Linked DNA regions of Mus musculus: region 2 is linked to region 1. Evidence: chromatin loops called from intact Hi-C (ENCODE). Cell type or tissue: left cerebral cortex. All regions are shown on one strand. Links, peaks and the distances in the headings refer to the core of each region. The heading gives the core; the rest is flanking DNA. Region 1 overlaps Gm30799 (a long non-coding RNA gene). Region 2 has its middle 6.9 kb from the start of Gm30966.

Region 1 (8,332 bases), core at 48-8,047:
AGGGGGTGAAGGTGCCTGGCTGGAGGCTCCCTGTGGCTCTTGGGGACAGCACAGTGTATTGCTAAGGACGCTACCCCCAATATTAAACATAAAAGCCCCACGGATTTCAGAACGGGGGTCCATGTGAACTCATCAACCTGCAACTCTGCGATATCGCCAGACACTGTGCCTTGTGTTCGTCCTTTATCACACAGTCCCGTTACTAGAAACGCCTGTGGTGCCGCTGATCTCCACCTGGGTCTCCAGCCAGCTCCAATGCTGAGGACTCCCGGCAGGCTGTACACTCATCACACTGGAAGAACCCAGAACCCATCCGGAGCAGCCTGGCGTACTGGCTGCAGGCAGCTTGTTCTCTGCCCTCTCCAAGGATCTGGGATTTATTTAGCCCGTTTCCGTGGCAGCACTGGTGGCAGCAGCAGCATCTGCTTCCCCACGAGTCTGAATGAATCACGGCCACCCACGCTAACCCTTGGCACAGCACAACCCTGCTGGAGACCACAGATAATAAGGCAGCGGGGAGACGATATGCACTTTCCACTGCCTCGTGGCTTTCTGCCCTGGGTCAGACCCGGTAAAGATAATGCACCAGGCAGAGCTCTAGGAAGGACTTACCTACCCAGAAGACTGGAAGGTTCTCTCAAGAGCTGTCAGATCTGCTTCTGCTAACTTCTGGGTGGCTTATCTTGGCCACTGCCAGCAGCACCATGGCTTAATGGCTGTAGGACTTTGGTCTCTGAGTCCTGACTCTGTAAGATGTTCCCTCCCTACAGTTGCCATTGAACCCATATTGACCGCTGGGTTCTCTGGCTCTCAGTGCAGCCCTTCCTCTCTGAGCAGCAGGCTCTCAAACTGGTTTCTTTCTCAGATTCTCCTCTTGAAAATATACCTTTCCTTCATCCTTCTTGTTGCAGATTTCTGGCGGAAAAATGAGCTTCCCCATCTCATCGGTGGCTAAAGGAAGCATAAGGCTAATCTTAGAGGTGTGCTCCCCTTACCGTCTCAGCAGGCAAGCATCACCTTGGAGTTTGCTGGAATCCACATTCCCCACCAGACCCCAGGTAAATTACATTGGAAATTCTGGGGTGCTATGACCATCTGTAAGTAAGTGTCCGGGGAGACTCAGAGGCATGGCAGAGTTTGTGGTCCAAAGAAAGAGTAGCACCTGTGCCTTCTCTATCTTGGGGATCTGGTTCGTGTTTCTGCTTGGGCTCCCAGTACGGCTGCAAATGTCTCCTGTGTGTGAGGCACGCTGAGGGAAGGGGCTTGAGAAGTCAAAGATTCCATGTGTCCTGACTCTGGGCCCAAGAGTCCTCCAGTGTCTCATCTCCAGATTACCGGAGTCACATGGAAAGGAACCAGCGTAGTTTTCTTATATGGGAAGGGCAATATCTCTCCTGCTGTGGAAAGGGTCTTGAGGGAAAAAGAAAACCTTCTTTGGGAGCAAACAATCTGGCCTTTGAGTCTTCCCTGTGAGCTCTGCTAGAGGAAAAAGCCCTGGCAAGCCGTGCACATTCCTCTTGCTAGCTCTCTTTTTGCCATTCACTCCTTACCCTGTGCTAAGTCTAATAAATGGTCTCCACCTCGGAGATCTTACTGCAGGGGTGGGGTGGGAATGATCCCTAAGTCTGAGTTTCTTAAGAGAACCAAGGCGTATGCTCTAAACGCTTCCTGCCCTAAGAGGATGTCTTCTGCCTCATGCAAGCCTTCTTCTCTTTGGACACATGATGGAGAGACACCATCTTAGCCTTCTCTTTGGACACATGATGGAGAGACACCATCTTAGCCTTCTCTTTGGACACATGATGGAGAGACACCATCTTAGCCTTCTCTTTGGACACATGATGGAGAGACACCATCTTAAGCTCCTTTTGTCCCAATAGCAGTAGGAGTCATCCAAGAGCCTGGATGTGAACGCCAACACTTTTGCTTCCATCTTGTTGAACAGAATCAGTCTCAACCTTCTGACCTTCAGGGACCAGGAAATGCAGAGGGGAGAAGGACGGTGGTAGACTGTAAGGCTTTACCATGTAAAGACCACGCGTAGTGTTTCCATGTTTACCACATGTATGTTAGCATGAGTGGGTGGTGTTATATACTTGTGTACATGCTCATGTGCCTTCTCTGCCTTATTACTTGATATAAGAGCATTCACTGAACCTGGAACGTGCCAATCCAGCTAGACTGTCTGGTCAGCAAGTCCCAGGGGTCCCTTTGTCCGCCTCCCCAGCGCTGGAACTTCAAGTACATTAATTACACAGTACTGGCTTTTTATTGTGGTGCTGAGGATCCACACTCAGGTCTTCATGCTTGTATGGCAAATACTTTACCGAGGGAGCCAATGGAGCTGAGGGAAGCCATCTTCTCAGTGCTTACGCAATCTTTCTTAACACTTGCAGGATACTTATGGTAAAGGAGCTCCAGACATGGGATGGGGGTGGGGCATTCCCAGGGCAACTGACTTTGTCTCATTCTAGAGTATACCATTAACACTACCCACCATGAACAGTGCTCCCTGTCTTTTGTTTAAGCACATGCAGAGCAAATGCTTATGTATGTGTATGTATATGCATATGCGTATGTATATGTATATGTGTATGTGTATGTGTATGTGTATGTGTATGTGTATGTGTATGTGTACGTGTACGTGTACGTGTACGTATATGTATATGTATATGTATATGTATATTTTCAAGATGCCCCCTGCCATATTCCTGGAGTCTACAAACTCAGTAAGTGAACAGTGAATGACTGAAAAGGAATAGTTATTAACAATCTCTCTCTCTCTCTCTCTCTCTCTCTCTCTCTCTCTCTCACACACACACACACACACACACACACACACATACACACACACAAGTTCTCTGTCTTCAGAAAGTTTATCCTGTGCTGAGTTAGAAGTTATCCAAGTAGCTGGACAAAGAGGTTCACGCCCACAGTCCCAGCACTTGGGAGGTTGAAGCATATGTTCAAGGCCAGCTGGGCTCCAGAATGAGACTGTGTCTCAAAAACAAAACCAAACAAATATGTAAGTCATTATCTGAAATTTGGAAAATATGTCATATCGAGCAACATGCAAATCAAGTAAAAACCTGGGCCCCAGAGGAGCAAGGGATGGAAGGCTTCTGACTAGGCATGAGGCTGGGAAGCCCTTCTTGTTTGTTTTTACAAATGCAATGCGGGTCTCAAAAGGTCAGTGGCCTTTCCGGCACAGGCGCAGTGAAGCAAGCTGCTGGGTCTCTGTTCCTGATGTTTTTCTCCTCCCGTGCTAATAACTAACAGAGCTGTGCATCTACAGTTTACAGTTTTCAGCTGCCTTCATGGGTATCACGTCTCTGTAAGCCTGGCCGCCTGCACCGCCTCCAGCACCCAGCCTCAGAATCCAGGTTCCCTTGCCTCTGGTGGAAGATGTGGGATGTGTTTTGTCGAGGGTGGAACATCCAGTTCTCCCTGCCAGGCCCTGCCTTCCAGCATTTTCTCACATCCACTCCCTACCTGTTCAAGGGCTCCCTTTCTGGAAGGCGTCTGCAAGACCATGGGAGGGCCCATCCAGTAGCGCTGGACCAGATGAGGCAGAGGGCAGATGAGCCAGCACCTTCTTGCCCTGCAGGCAGAGACAGGCATCCTTACTTTTCACTGGAGCTCGCAAGTACAAACAGTTACATAAGCCTCCCACTGACTTCCAGGGCGCTTTTGAGCAGATTCCATCCCAAGTCCATTAGTTCTATGGGCCCCCCAAAGGCAGGGCAAAGTTGGGGTTTATCATGTGGAATCTCCACCATTTAGGCATTGGCACTCTCTGTCCTTTGTTCCCTCCTCCCTCTCCCTCCTCCCTCTCCCTCCTCCCTCTCCCTCCTCCCCTCTCTCTCCTGCCTTCCTTCCCCTTCCCCAAGTTCTTCTCCACTAAGGTTGTACTCTGCTTCAGGCATCTCCTGAGAGCCAGTTCTGAACCAAGCCCACAAAGCCCGAGCCCTAGAAGCTTGCTTCATCCTGGTCTCTCCTGTCCTCGCTCTTGCAACCGTCTTCCTTGGGCTCCTCGGTGTACCACACAATGAGCTAAGGGTTTACTGAAATTCTTTAGTCTAACTTTCTCTCTCTCTCTCCCTCTCTCTCTCTCATTCGCCCTGTTTTTGTTTTTTGAGATAGGGTCTTACTGTAGCCCAGGCCAGCCTCTCACTTTAGGGACTACCTCATCACCTTCTAAGTTTTTACACCTGGCTTTATCATCCCATTATTACACTCTACCTGATAGACAGTATTATGTTCCACTATGCCTTCTATATTATATGTCACATACTATATATATTTTCCCATATAAGGACATAGGGATCAAGAGGTATTTAAATCATTGGAACTTGCACAGCTGGGAACAGCTTGCACAGTCAGTCGACCCGATTGCCCCCAGATAGCTGGCTGCCGACACCATTCCTCAACACGTAGCAGCTGACATCTACTCTCAGCCTCAGTGCACAAAGAAAAGGAGCCTTTAACACAATGTCTTCAGTGCCACATTTTCCCTTTGAGACTCCGTGCTTTTTTCAAAATCGGTAACGTAAAAATGATGCGTGCCTTTATGGTGTTCATATTTTAATTCATGCACACAGTGTGGGATAGCTAGTTGTTTAACATATGCATTGCTTCACACCCATTTCTTTGTGTTGTGAACACTTAAAATCCACTCTGCAATGTTCAAGTGTATAGACTGCTGTTAACGCTGAGTTACAAAAAAAAAAAAAAACCCAAAAAACCAACTGAGTGACAGAGTAAGGACCATGGTGTGTACATCTTGGGCATCACTATTTCCTCATTTCCTGGGAGTTTGGAAAACGATGTGATTTTTCAATCATTTCTCTAGTCCACAGAGCATGGAGAGCTTTTCTCCTTCTCCCGTAGAGGGTCTCAGGTCCATGCTGGCCTCGAACTCCCTGTTTGTTTCCTTTTCTCTCCCTCCACCTCCTGAGTGCTGGGATCATGGACGTCTACGAACACACCCAGTCAATTCAGTGCTGGGGTTGACCCCAGAGTGAGGCAAGCTCTCTACCCACAGAGCTCCACCCACAGCCCTTGATTGCTTTCATTTTGAGCAAAGGTCTCACCTTGTTACTTGAGTTGGCTTGGAACTCACTAGGTAGCCTGGGCTGGCCTTGAACTTGCAGCAATCATTGTACCTCAACCTCCTGGTGCTGAGGTTGTTGGTATGAATCACCACGCCCAGCTGAGAAACCTTTTCTGATATCCCTGTAATGCGATGAACTGCCTGTCCCTAAGGTTGTCCCCTAAGGTTTGAGCTCATGAGCTGGTGACAAAGGCGAAAAGCAGTATACAGTGTCAGCAAGTGGGATAAGGATCTACTGACTCTCACCAACGGCTTTTGATTTTGTTTTTGTTATTTATTTATTTATAACTGGATCGTAGTCATAGAAGCAACCAAATGCCTAGTGACAGAAACATTAAAGTTGAGCTGCAGAAATGTCTCCAGCTAAGAGCAGGCATACAAGCAGGCATACAAACACGCCTTTTTCCAAGACAAATTCTCCTCTCTTCCCCCACTGGTACATGCTTCCCAGATCCCTCCCCACACACTTTTCCGCCTACAGGAATGACAACTACAGAACCATCAGCCTTTTGTATAACAGGAGCCTCCATCATGGCCCCGCTTGTCACCAGAGACCAGAGACCCAGTTGTTACAGCCTTGGTGGCTGTTTTCAGTGCCCCCCACTTTCTCTCACATCTCAGGGGGAGACAACCGTATGCTCTTGACAGCACCTTTCCTCCAGCGGATGCTTCTCCTCCTGATGGTGGAGGTGCTGCCCCTAGCCAGCATCCCTGTCTCCGTTCCATTTACACCCTGCTAGGTTAAAAGCCAAAGAATCAAAAGGAGTTGAGTAATTTTCTTCCTGGGGTTTCACACAGTTTCTTTCAGGGACGTCTTCAGTTTAGAGCAGGAGGGCTCCTCCCCAACCTTCCAGCTTCCTCCTCAGCCTCCGGAACTGACTCCACTGCCCACCACTTCACAGTGGGCCTTTTCCACCAGACACTTGGGATAGCCCTTAGGCCATTTCAGTAAAACCCCTCCAGCGCGTGAGCTTGCACACGGAGTCATTGTGCTACAGGCTGCATTTAGTTACCTCTGGGCTTCGCACTTAACTTCCTCCCCCAGACTCTAAAGTCTCAGAGAAGTTAGGGACAGGAGCATGCTCATATCTCTTGGCTCAGTACCTTTGCACTCAGAAACTAATCAATATGCTCAATGAATCTTTCAACCACCCTTCTTATATTAAACATAAAGGCAATGATTTAAGCACCATGAATCAAATAGTTAATCCCACTAGGATATAGTTTAAGGTGCATTGGCATGCCTTTGGGTGATTTTTGTCATTGTGTTGGCTAATCACAACTGTCAACTTGATGGAAATCACCTGGAAGAGCAGGCTCTTAAGGAGCTGCCTGGATTAGGTTGATGGAAACAAACCCTTTCTTCTTTAAATTGCTTTTATCAAGGTTTATTTTATCTTTTTAATTTTCTATGTCTGGGTGCTTTGTCTGCCTATAATATGTGAGCCATATGCATGCTGGGGGCCTGTGGAGGCCAGAAGAGGGCATCAGATCCCCTGGACCTGGGGTTAGGGATGGCTGTGAGCCACCATATGGATGTAAGGAATCAAACCCTGGTCCCTTGCAAGAGCAACCAGTGCTCTTGACCTCTGAGCCATCTCTCCAGCCCTGTGTCAGGGTATTTAATCAAAACAGTGGGGAAAGTAAAAGAGTAGTAAGCCTTGATGTGGATGGAGTTCAGCAGAACTAATTACTTCTTTGCATATAGCACAAGCAACGGCTAAGAGTCCAGTTTCTAAATATGTGTTCTATCTGGAGAAAAGCCCCTGTCTTCTCAACCAAAAATCACTTAACCCTTTGATGGACTGGAGAGGTCTCTCAGATCAAGCAGAACAGGACAAAAATCATCTAACATTGTGAAGACATACTGCGAATGGTCAGTGAATGTTCAGTCAGTCTGACATATGACAAGGCTCAGAAACAACTGTAATATGAAAGCCCTCCTCACCCGCCACCACTCAGGCCTGACCCAGAAAGCTGGAGTCAAGGTCTTCAGTGGTGAGGATGCACAGGATGGGAGTGGAGGAAGGTCCTGCCAGGTGGCAGGCCTGACAGATGTGACTGGGGATGGAACAACCCTAAGGGTGCATGAAGAAAACCAATAAAGTTCAGCGTGGATCCCCAAATCCGGGGCCCAGGGGGCAGGGGAGTTCTTGTTGCAAATAGACTCTATTCATGGCAGACAGAGCCTCCAGTGAGACGTCCTCAGATAGTCCCAGTAGTGAGGACAGTCTCTCCTGGAGGAACACGCAGACAAAAGCATAGAAATCCCAACCACCACCCTCTGAACCCAGAGAGTGACTTAGCTACTCCTGCATCGCTGTGAGCTAAAACGTGACAAGGCAACCTGAAGGAAGGAGAGGCTTAGCTCAGTTCAGAGGGTCAGATCTGTCAGTCAGTTATCCCAGAGAAGGTGTGATGGACCCAGCTCTTCCTACCACAGTGTCAAGAAACCAAGAACGAGACAGGAAGGGGGTCATGGGCTCCTTCCTTCTTCCTTGTTCCTCCCTTCCTTGTTCCTTTTTTGTTCCTTTCCTTCCAGCCTGGTCAGTAAACAAGAAACAAAATATCTGCCTGCGAGTTCCAACAGCCAGTGTACTGGGCTTTCTGCTCTCTCTCCTCCCCCTCGCTCACTAGTGTCTGGTATAGGGGTGGGGTTTCTATGAATGCCCTGAGCTACCTTTGTGCTGTTTTTAGGCTTTCTATTCTATAGACCAGAAAAAAAAATTGCTGAAATTAGGAGACATTTGAATGTTCCTCCTCAAGCCCAGAAAAGCTCTCTGCTGTTGCTATGTTTAAGAGCCCAGCATCGAGCTGTTTGGGCTTATGTCTTGCTGTTATGTAATAAATATGTTTTTCAGCTTTGGAAATCTGAGTACCTCTTGCAAGGATGAAAATGGTGGTCTCACAATGCTGTGCACCCCGGGGACACTTGGAAGAGGGTGGGAGAAGACAACAGAATACCTTGGGAGTATTCAAAGAGGGATGTGTGCAGAGGCGATATGAATGACTACTGAATTCCCAAAGAAACAGCAGAGGGGAGAAGAGAAGGGAGAAGAGGGGAGGGATGCTATGTATGCACTGGTGCCAGGGAATGCGTCATCAGAAACCACACTAAAGCTGCTGCAGAAGTCAAAGAGACACAGGAGAGGTGGACTGGTCTATTGGAGAAAGGAGATTTTATTAGCTCCTTCTATTATATAACAATTTACCCTGGTC
Region 2 (8,332 bases), core at 146-8,145, 390 kb after region 1:
CTGTCTTGAATTTCGTTAGAAAGTTCAAGATCAGACTTACCTCGTTCCCCAGCTGAAAAGTTCTGAATTCATACAGTTGAATCCTTCTTAACAGTCTGCTTTACGGGAACCTTTATCACCGTCGTTCCCCAGCTGATGAGTTCTGAATTCGGCAGTTGAATCCTTCTCAACAGTCTGCTTTACGGGAACCTTTATCACCGTCGTTCCCCAGCTGATGAGTTCTGAATTCGGCAGTTGAATCCTTCTCAACAGTCTGTGTTACGGGAACCTTTATAAACGTGATCCGCAGTTCTGGTTCCGGAATGAGGGATCCTCCTTGCGCCAGTCCCGAGTTTTTTTCTCGTCCCGGAATTCGGCACCAATTGTTATTAGACGCGTTCTCACGACCGGCCAGGAAGAACACCACAGACCAGAATCTTCTGCGGCAAAGCTTTATTCTTACATCTTCAGGAACAGAGTGCAAGAAGCAAGAGAGCAAGAAGCAAGAGAGCGAAAAAGCAAGAGAGAGAAGCAAGAGAGAGAAGCAAGAGAGCGAAGCAAGAGAGAGAGAAGCAAGAGAGAGAGAAAAACGAAAACCCCGTCCCTCTTAAGGAGCATTCTCCTTCGCCTCGGACGTGTCACTCCTTGATTGGCTGCAGCCCATCGGCCGAGTTGACGTCACGGGGAAGGCAGAGCACAAGTAGTCATAAGATACCCTTGGCACATGCGCAGATTATTTGTTTACCACTTAGAACACAGCTGTCAGCGCCATCTTGTAACGGCGAATGTGGGCGCGGCTCCCAACAATATACATACATATATACACACACATATATACATATATACACATATATAGATATATATTAAATATTTATTTTTATGTATATGAGTACACTGTAGCTGTCTTAGGAAGGCATCAGATCCCATTACAGATGGTTGTGAGCCACCATGTGGTTGCTGGGAATTGAACTTAGGACTTCTGGAAGAGCAATCAGTGCTCTTAACCACTGAGTCATCTTTCCAGCCCATTGGTCTCTTCTTAATCATTGCTAATTCCTTAGCTCCAGCTACCCAGCACCAATTGTCCCAGTAATGCAAATATTTTGCTTTAGTAGTTCTAGTATCTTGTTAATCACAGCTGAATCTTCAGCCCACGCTAAGAATCCTCACAGAATCTTAAAGTAGCAAACAATCCTGATAGTCTTTAATCTTCCCTCTGAAAATTCACAAGCCAGGTCTCTATCATTTGCACTGTTCTCAACATTATCTTCCAAGATCCTACAGATCATCCCCCAGAGCTCTTACACCCAATGGCTCTTCTCACCCAAAGTTTCAAAGTCCTTCCACAGTCTTTCTCAAACTGTGGTCAGGGCTGTCACAGCAATACCTCACGACACTGGTACCAATTGATCTTAATTAGGGATTTTATTACGGCGATAAAAACACCTTGACCCAAAAGCAAGTTGGGAAGGAACGGCTTACACTTCCGGATCATAGTCCATCACTGGAAGAAGTTAGGACAGGAACTCAGGCAGGGCTGGAACCTGGAGGCAGGAGCTGATGGAGGGATGCTCTGGCTTGTTTCAAGTTAACACACACACACACACACACACACACACACAAACATCCAGGACATGTGGGAAGAGAGAGACTCAACTGAGAAGTTGCCTCTATCAGACTGGCCTGTAATCATGTCTATGGGCCTTTTTCTTGATTAATGATTGATGTGGGAAGGACCCAGACCACAGTGGGCAGTGCAACCCCTGGACCGGTAGGCCTGGATTATATAAGAAAGCAAACTGAGTAAGCCATGGGAAGCAAGCCAGAAAGCAACTTCAGCTTCTGCTCCAGCCTTGACTTCTGTCTTGCATCCCACAACGATGGACAGTGCTGAGGAAGTGTAAGTCAAATAAAACCTTTCCTCTCCAAGTTGCTTTTGGTCCGCGTTTTTACCATAGCAACCGAGGGAATAAACTAGGACACCTTATGACCTCCTTGAGGCCACCTAAGGACTTAGCAGAAGGGCAAATGCCTGGAGGGCAGTGAGGAGGGAGGTGGCCCTGGGAAGTCACACTCCTGATTTTCTCTGCAGCACCCATGAGAACCACACTTCTGTTGCCAGGGAAGGGATGAGCCAGGATTCAAGTTCGCAGAGCTGTGACTCCCTCTGCCTGCTGTCTGGTGGTACTAAGAGGCAGCCTGGCTATGTGTGAAGTCCCGTGTGTGTGTGTGTGTGTGTGTGTGTGTGTGTGTGTGTGTGCTGCTCAGTGTGGGAGATCTGTTCTAACTACCTCCACCTCTCTCAAGCACCCTGTATCAGCTGCACCCAAAGCCTTAGCTTGCCAGAGGACTAGCCTACTCCTAAGGAACAGCTAGGAGCAGACTTGAGTAATCTCAACTAGGCCAAAAGACAGTGAATGAGATCCATGGTGACCTTGGTGATGAGTGCCTCCTGGTGTCACTGTGTCCCCTCTGAGAAGCATGTTGTCCAAAGAGAGAAGGAACAGCCACTTCCAGTGTGAATGCCTGTCAACTTCTAACTGTGCCTAGCCACTCTGTCTCCACAGTTTGTGTGCTGTTGAAGGCTGAGCATCACTTAAAGGTTCAGGGCTGACCATTGTGTCACGTTAGGGACAATCTCACCCTGACCTACTTTGGCACTTTAGCCCTGCTTTTGGATTATCCTGTAGAACAGCGGTGGAAAGGACCCTCATCCCACCAGGCACAGCTCTCTGATGGTCAAAGGCAGGGAGAGCTCGACCCTAAACTCTCTGCAGAGGAGACAGCAAATGCCTAAAATACAATCAGCCAGTGCAGGCAAGTACAGGAAGTCACCTTTTCAGCCTTACTGACAGCCAAGAGTCACAGTCGCAATCTGCCTCAAATGTTCTTTTTTGCAGTGTTACGAAGTTCTACACCAACTCAGGCTCCACCTCTCTCCAGCTTCCATCCAGAGGCACACTCTTGAAGGCCTTGCAATCCTGGCACTCTGCCAAGAACACACCACATCCCTGCTTTCCGGCCAGGGAAGACAGGACCCAGAAACCAAGGAGTCAGCCCCTCACTCTCACAAGTTTGTACTCATTTCAGTTGGATTCTAAATCTCTGCACTCACCAGACCTCTAGCCTTCTGTGCCGGACCTTGTCCCCAGGACCCCGAGGAAAACCCTTCTCTTTCTCTTTAGAGATGGCTTCTTCCTCCTTGATGCTTCCTCCAGCACTAAGCGCGTTCCAGCTTCTCACTGGATGGCACCTGCTTGGCCTCTCGTCTCAGTAGCTTCTCAGTTACAACCTTTACCTGGATTCTGTTCCAAGAGCCGAAATGAACACAATGTTGCTGCTTGGTTATGGGTTTGATAAGATTCTTATCACTTAAGGCTAGAATGTTGTTTTTGATCACCTGACATAGCTCAAGGCTGCGTCGGCCTGAGTTCACAGGCATCCAATACTAGGACATTTTTCTTAGGGTTGGAATGAGACTTGTCATTGTCTCAGGTCAATTTTCATCTTTTCACCGGTTGTTTTCATCTGTTGAAGAGTTTTAATGCCGGGTTAGCCTTCACAATAGCCACTATCCCTCCAGGAGTGTCATATGTCTCAGTGAGGCCCCCATTGTGCTGATAAGCTGCGGACAAGACCTGTGGCCACCCAATAGACTATCCCCGTTGTTTTCAAATTGGATGCCGCAGCTCTGGGAGTGTCAGCTGGTTCTGAGGCTTTAGTCCAGACTATACATTTCTTCAAGGTTGTGCCTGCCCCCTCACACCATTTATTTTCCCCATTCCTTTAGTCCAGGCTTTGTTGGGAGGGACAAGGCAGAGACAGACCTGGAATCCCTTGATGAACATTATCCAGGGTGGGTCTCTCCACCTCAGCAAGCTGCTGAGATCTCTAGCATCCCGTTAAACCTGGGGCAGAGACTCTGTGATGCTCTGAGAGTGAATGTGCAGTATTCGTGGGACCCATAGCAGTTCCTCTGTGTGGGCTGAACCAGCAAAGGACGGTAACTCACGGGCTTCACTGAGGCATGAGTTGGGGTCACCCTCTTTCCTTTGGTGGGTGGGTGGAGAAGAAAGAGTCAATTAGATTTACTTAAATGACTCCCCTCTACACCAGCCAAAACCAAAATCAAGGTCTCTTTAGATAGCTCACTAAAGAGGTGAGTAGCCTCATTACCAAAACCTGCTGCTCAGAGACTTCCGCTCCCAGCGGAATTCCCCCCCCCCCACCCCATGCTCTTCTGACAGTTTTACAGTTCAAAGTTCAGAAGGAGGAGGGAGAGAAGTTTCATAGGAGGAAAGATCTCTACAAAATTAGAAACGAAGTTCATGTCCCCAGCTTCCAGGCTGCTTGTCAGGAACACAAAAGGTGGCATGTGATAGCGATGTAGGTTGTGAGTTTAGGAGAAAATCACAGAGGGGCCAAGGAGAGAAGATGCCATGGGTATGTGTGTAGCCATTCACTTTAGTACTGAACTTTCCGGAGCCAGAACGTCCCCCAGCACCAACTTGCACCCGTGCAGGCTTAACAGCATGCTGTGAGCGTCCTCTGCTGTCTGTGTTTGGGCCGGCATCCAAGCCAGTTGGGCTGTTTCCTTAATGGCTACAAGCAGGCGTCTCTCCCGCTTTCAGTTTCAAGAAGTACCATAGCCCCATCAGAGTCTGCGCTAAGGAGTGGGACTGGCCAAACTGACCCCTTCAGTACTGCATCTTTTTTAAAAAAAAATATTTTTTTTGGTGGTGGAAACTCTAGAGGGCGGAGAAAAAAGAGGTCTTGCTGTGTGAACCGGGGAGGAGGGAAGGGAGTCGTGGCGGGGAGGGAGTGGGGGTGGGGGTGGGGGTGATAGGTTATTTCTGCTCCAGGGCAAGAAGGAAAGAATCTCTGTGGAGATTCCTCCCCCCACCCCCACCCCCCGGAAGGCACTTCCAGCTTTTGTAAACCTCAACATCACTGCGGAGGGAAGCCGTTGGAAAGCTGCCCCTGGGAATTATGGGGCAGGGAAGTCAGAAAGCATAGAGTGATCTTAGATAGACTGCTAGGCTTTGAGGTGCAGAAACACATACTACCCCTTCCTTTAAAGGCGGTCCAGCGGCATCAAACGCTGATGTCGATGAAGCCGCTGATGCGGTTCTCCATGATTGGAGGAAAGCAGGGGTGACGTCAGCGCATGCTTGTAATTCCCGCACTCAGGCTGCAACAGGAGGGATCTGGTTAAGGCTGTGTTCAGCCTGGGCTACAGAGGAGGAGATCTTGTTTAAAACGCAAGACAAATCAAACAAGAAAAACCAACGAGGGGGAGAGAAAAGGGTCAGGCATCAGGATTCATTACATGTATGTAGTAGATCTAAAGTGGAAATTTCTGGTTTCTTTGAAGACTTGGGTTATAATGTTTTGCTGGGACAATCAGGGGAAAGGATGTCTTGCTAAAGCAGACACGTGAGAGAATGTTTTGATGAAGGAGACACAGGTGAGAGGATGTTTTGCTATAGCAAACAGGTGAAAGGATGCCCAATGTTTAGAAAGAATATAAATATGGCCCCACAGAGAGTGGGAGCGCCAGCTGCTTTGCCTCCACTGCCTTGCAAGCCTTCGCTGATGACACGCATAGATTGGTTCACCTTCCATTGCATTGCTGAAGTTCGCTTGTAGTGACCTCATAGAGAGAAACCCACCAAAATAACTTCTTGTGAGAGTCCTGCGACTTCTGGTCACTGGACTTGGCCGATTGGCAAACCTCACCTTATCCCCTGGAGTGAACTGCCTTTGCTGTTCCCGGTGTGTTGCCTGCCAACTGGACTGGACTGCAGTTGCTGATTTATGTTTGGTGTTTGCTAGTTGACAGAAAACAATGAAGATGGGAATCGCCCCCAAAGAACTATTTCTAAAGAGGTCCACTTCACCCCTATCCTAATAACCTTTCTTTTCCACTACCTCTGCTAGAGGGGAAGTCGAACTCTTATTAAAGTAGGTTGTGAAAAATATATGCCTACATAGATCCTTGCTATAATGAATAAAATGGGCATAAGAAATGTCTCGTTGTTTCCCTCCCTTCATGCTCCAGACCCAGCCTAGTGTGGCTAAGCTGAAAGGAGAGTCCAATTTCGGTAGCTACCCAAATGGTCTCCTGCCCTCCTGCTCCGACATAGGAGCTGGGGGGTCTGAAAGGAGATGCCCAGCCTGAAGTCCCCTGCTCACTTATTAGATGTTCAAGGGTCACCTCCCCAGCCCCCCAAGTGCTGTGACCATTGTAGGAACCTGAAAAGGTCTGTCTCCCTTCTGAGCTTGGGCCATTCTCATACCTTCTTATTTCTCCATGCCTGGCCTAGCACAGGCTCATGGAGGCCACTCAGCCTGGGCAGGAGGGACACCACTCTTTACAGCGCCTACCCAAGGATCACCCATGGGCATAAGGTGTGAAAGGAGACACCAGGTGTCTCTGAAACCCAGGGCACATTCCCAGTGTCCACATAGCATCTCTTGTTACTCTGAACTGATAACCTGTCCACTGCCGCCCGCCAGGCTTTGCAGTAATGCTGCTGTTTTCTGTTTTTACAAAGAAAGAGGCCATGACAGTGGCTTCATAGATTAAGAGCTGTGAGCTGCCTACATTGGAGACAGACATCACTAATGTAAGAAGGGTTTGAGTGTTCGGTGTGAGTGCCCATGGCTGAGATGAGACAAATTAACTTATCAAGTACCACTCAGCATCCAAGCACTGGCTCTGTGCAGAATGGAGTTACTTCCCAGTCATGCTAAATGACACTGGCTAGCGTGCTTCCTCCCCAATTCATGGTTCTGATTCTGTGATGTGCACAGCAGTTATAGACAGCAGCTGAGGGACGTTTCTGAAATTCTGAGTAATTCAGATTCTTCTGTGTATATATGTAAAAGTCTAGATCCTCAACCTTCCTAACACCGCACCCCTTTAATACAGCACAGTTCCTCAGGATATGGTGACCCAGATCGTGAAATTACTTTTGTTGCTACTCTATAACTGTAATTTTCCTACGGTTATGAATGGTAATATAAATAGCTGACATGTGGATGGTCTTAGATGGCCCCTCTAAAAGGGTCCTTCGGCTTAGAGGGGTCGCGGCTCACAGGTTAAGAACGACTGCTCTGTAGTGCTTAAAGTGAGACATTGTTTCTTCTGAATGGTAACCATGCAGGCAACGGTAAGTGATTTGATCAATCTTTATACAAATGCAAGGTTGACTCTAGATGTCAGAACTTTCAAGAAAGACATCAGACTCTTAGAAGTGCTTTCGAAGCTATAGTATGTTAGCTAACACAGCTGTGTACACTCACAACAGCTTTGTGTGTGGACACAAGACATTTTAACCACTCACCACCCTCTCTTCCCCATTTATCACCTGCGGGCCCACTTCCTCTTTCCAACTATAGAAGTAGTCTTAACTTACAGCTTGCCATTCAATATGAAGTTTGTCCTTTAAACCATAGTAGAAATGCTAGTGACTATTTCAAGAGGAAAAGCTTTCCTGACAACACTGCCCATTTGAATATCCCTTTTTTATATTATGATTTACATTTTTGGTAATGTGTTTTGTTTATAGATCCTTGAAAACATGAGAATAAGTCAAGAGGATGATTCAACATAGAAAAAACATGGCAGCAGGGATGTAAAGAGAGGAGACCGAGCAGAGCAGAGAAATAGGGAGTACTCAGAGAAACAACAATCGGACATACTAAAAGTGAGCAGCCTTGCGTGTCACAAAGCATTCATGCCCTTCTTCATGCTGACAAAGGGAGACTGGATCCAGCTGATGCAATGTGCCCAGCAAAGATAAGGAATGAGATGAGGCCGTCAGAGGGAATCCTGGCTCTCAGTCAGTCAGCCAGTATGTGACTGTCAACAGCAGAGAGTTTTATGGAAGACATCTTTTCATGCCTCCAGTTGGATGAGGTGGGCTGGAGGCTGTGCCTATATCTGCCTAACATTCCAGTCATAAAGGAGAGGCAGAGCCCTAGAGCAGTGATTCTCAACCTTCCTATGCTGCGACCCTTCATGTGGTTTCTCATGGTATGGTGATTCCCCAACCAAAAAACTGCTCTCAATGCTATTTCACAACTCTAATTATGCTACTGTTATGAATCATAATGTAAATATCGGTGTTTTCTGATGGCCTTAGGTGACCCCTGTGAGAAGGTCATTTTATCCTCAAAGGGGTCGCAACCCACAGGTTGAGAACCACTGCCCTGGATGAAACCTGGGGACACAAGAGAGGCATCATGGGGTCCTCAGCCCAGAATGCAGGCAGGGGTCCTGTTTACAAACAAACTACATGACATGACGGGGCCTCAGTGGACCTGGAGACTGGGATCTTGATTTCCC

What was found. Peaks named below come from ENCODE experiments on the same cell type or tissue, not always from the same donor. Only the 100,000 strongest peaks of a DNase experiment are listed, where the experiment ranks them.
Region 2: a loop joins it to region 1, with 2.4 times the contacts of the local background. A loop is called at or near these places in 5 of 42 quality-filtered maps.

What each region holds. Positions count from the first base shown.
Region 1 is chr12:82,072,570-82,080,901 of GRCm38, forward strand. It overlaps Gm30799 (a long non-coding RNA gene), which reads left to right. Exons shown (of 7, transcript XR_001780654.1): 3 at 912-1,058. Among named protein-coding and RNA genes, the nearest start is that of Gm30799, 7.0 kb to the left of the region's middle. In left cerebral cortex, for the core only: a CTCF peak has its summit at 3,396; DNase peaks (open chromatin) are centred at 398, 1,552, 2,337, 3,007 and 6 more places; H3K4me3 peaks cover 221 bases; H3K27ac peaks cover 7,463 bases.
Region 2 is chr12:82,465,662-82,473,993 of GRCm38, forward strand. No RefSeq gene overlaps it. Among named protein-coding and RNA genes, the nearest start is that of Gm30966, 6.9 kb to the right of the region's middle. In left cerebral cortex, for the core only: CTCF peaks have their summits at 2,144 and 4,537; DNase peaks (open chromatin) are centred at 2,186, 4,539 and 5,134; H3K4me3 peaks cover 1,106 bases; H3K27ac peaks cover 638 bases.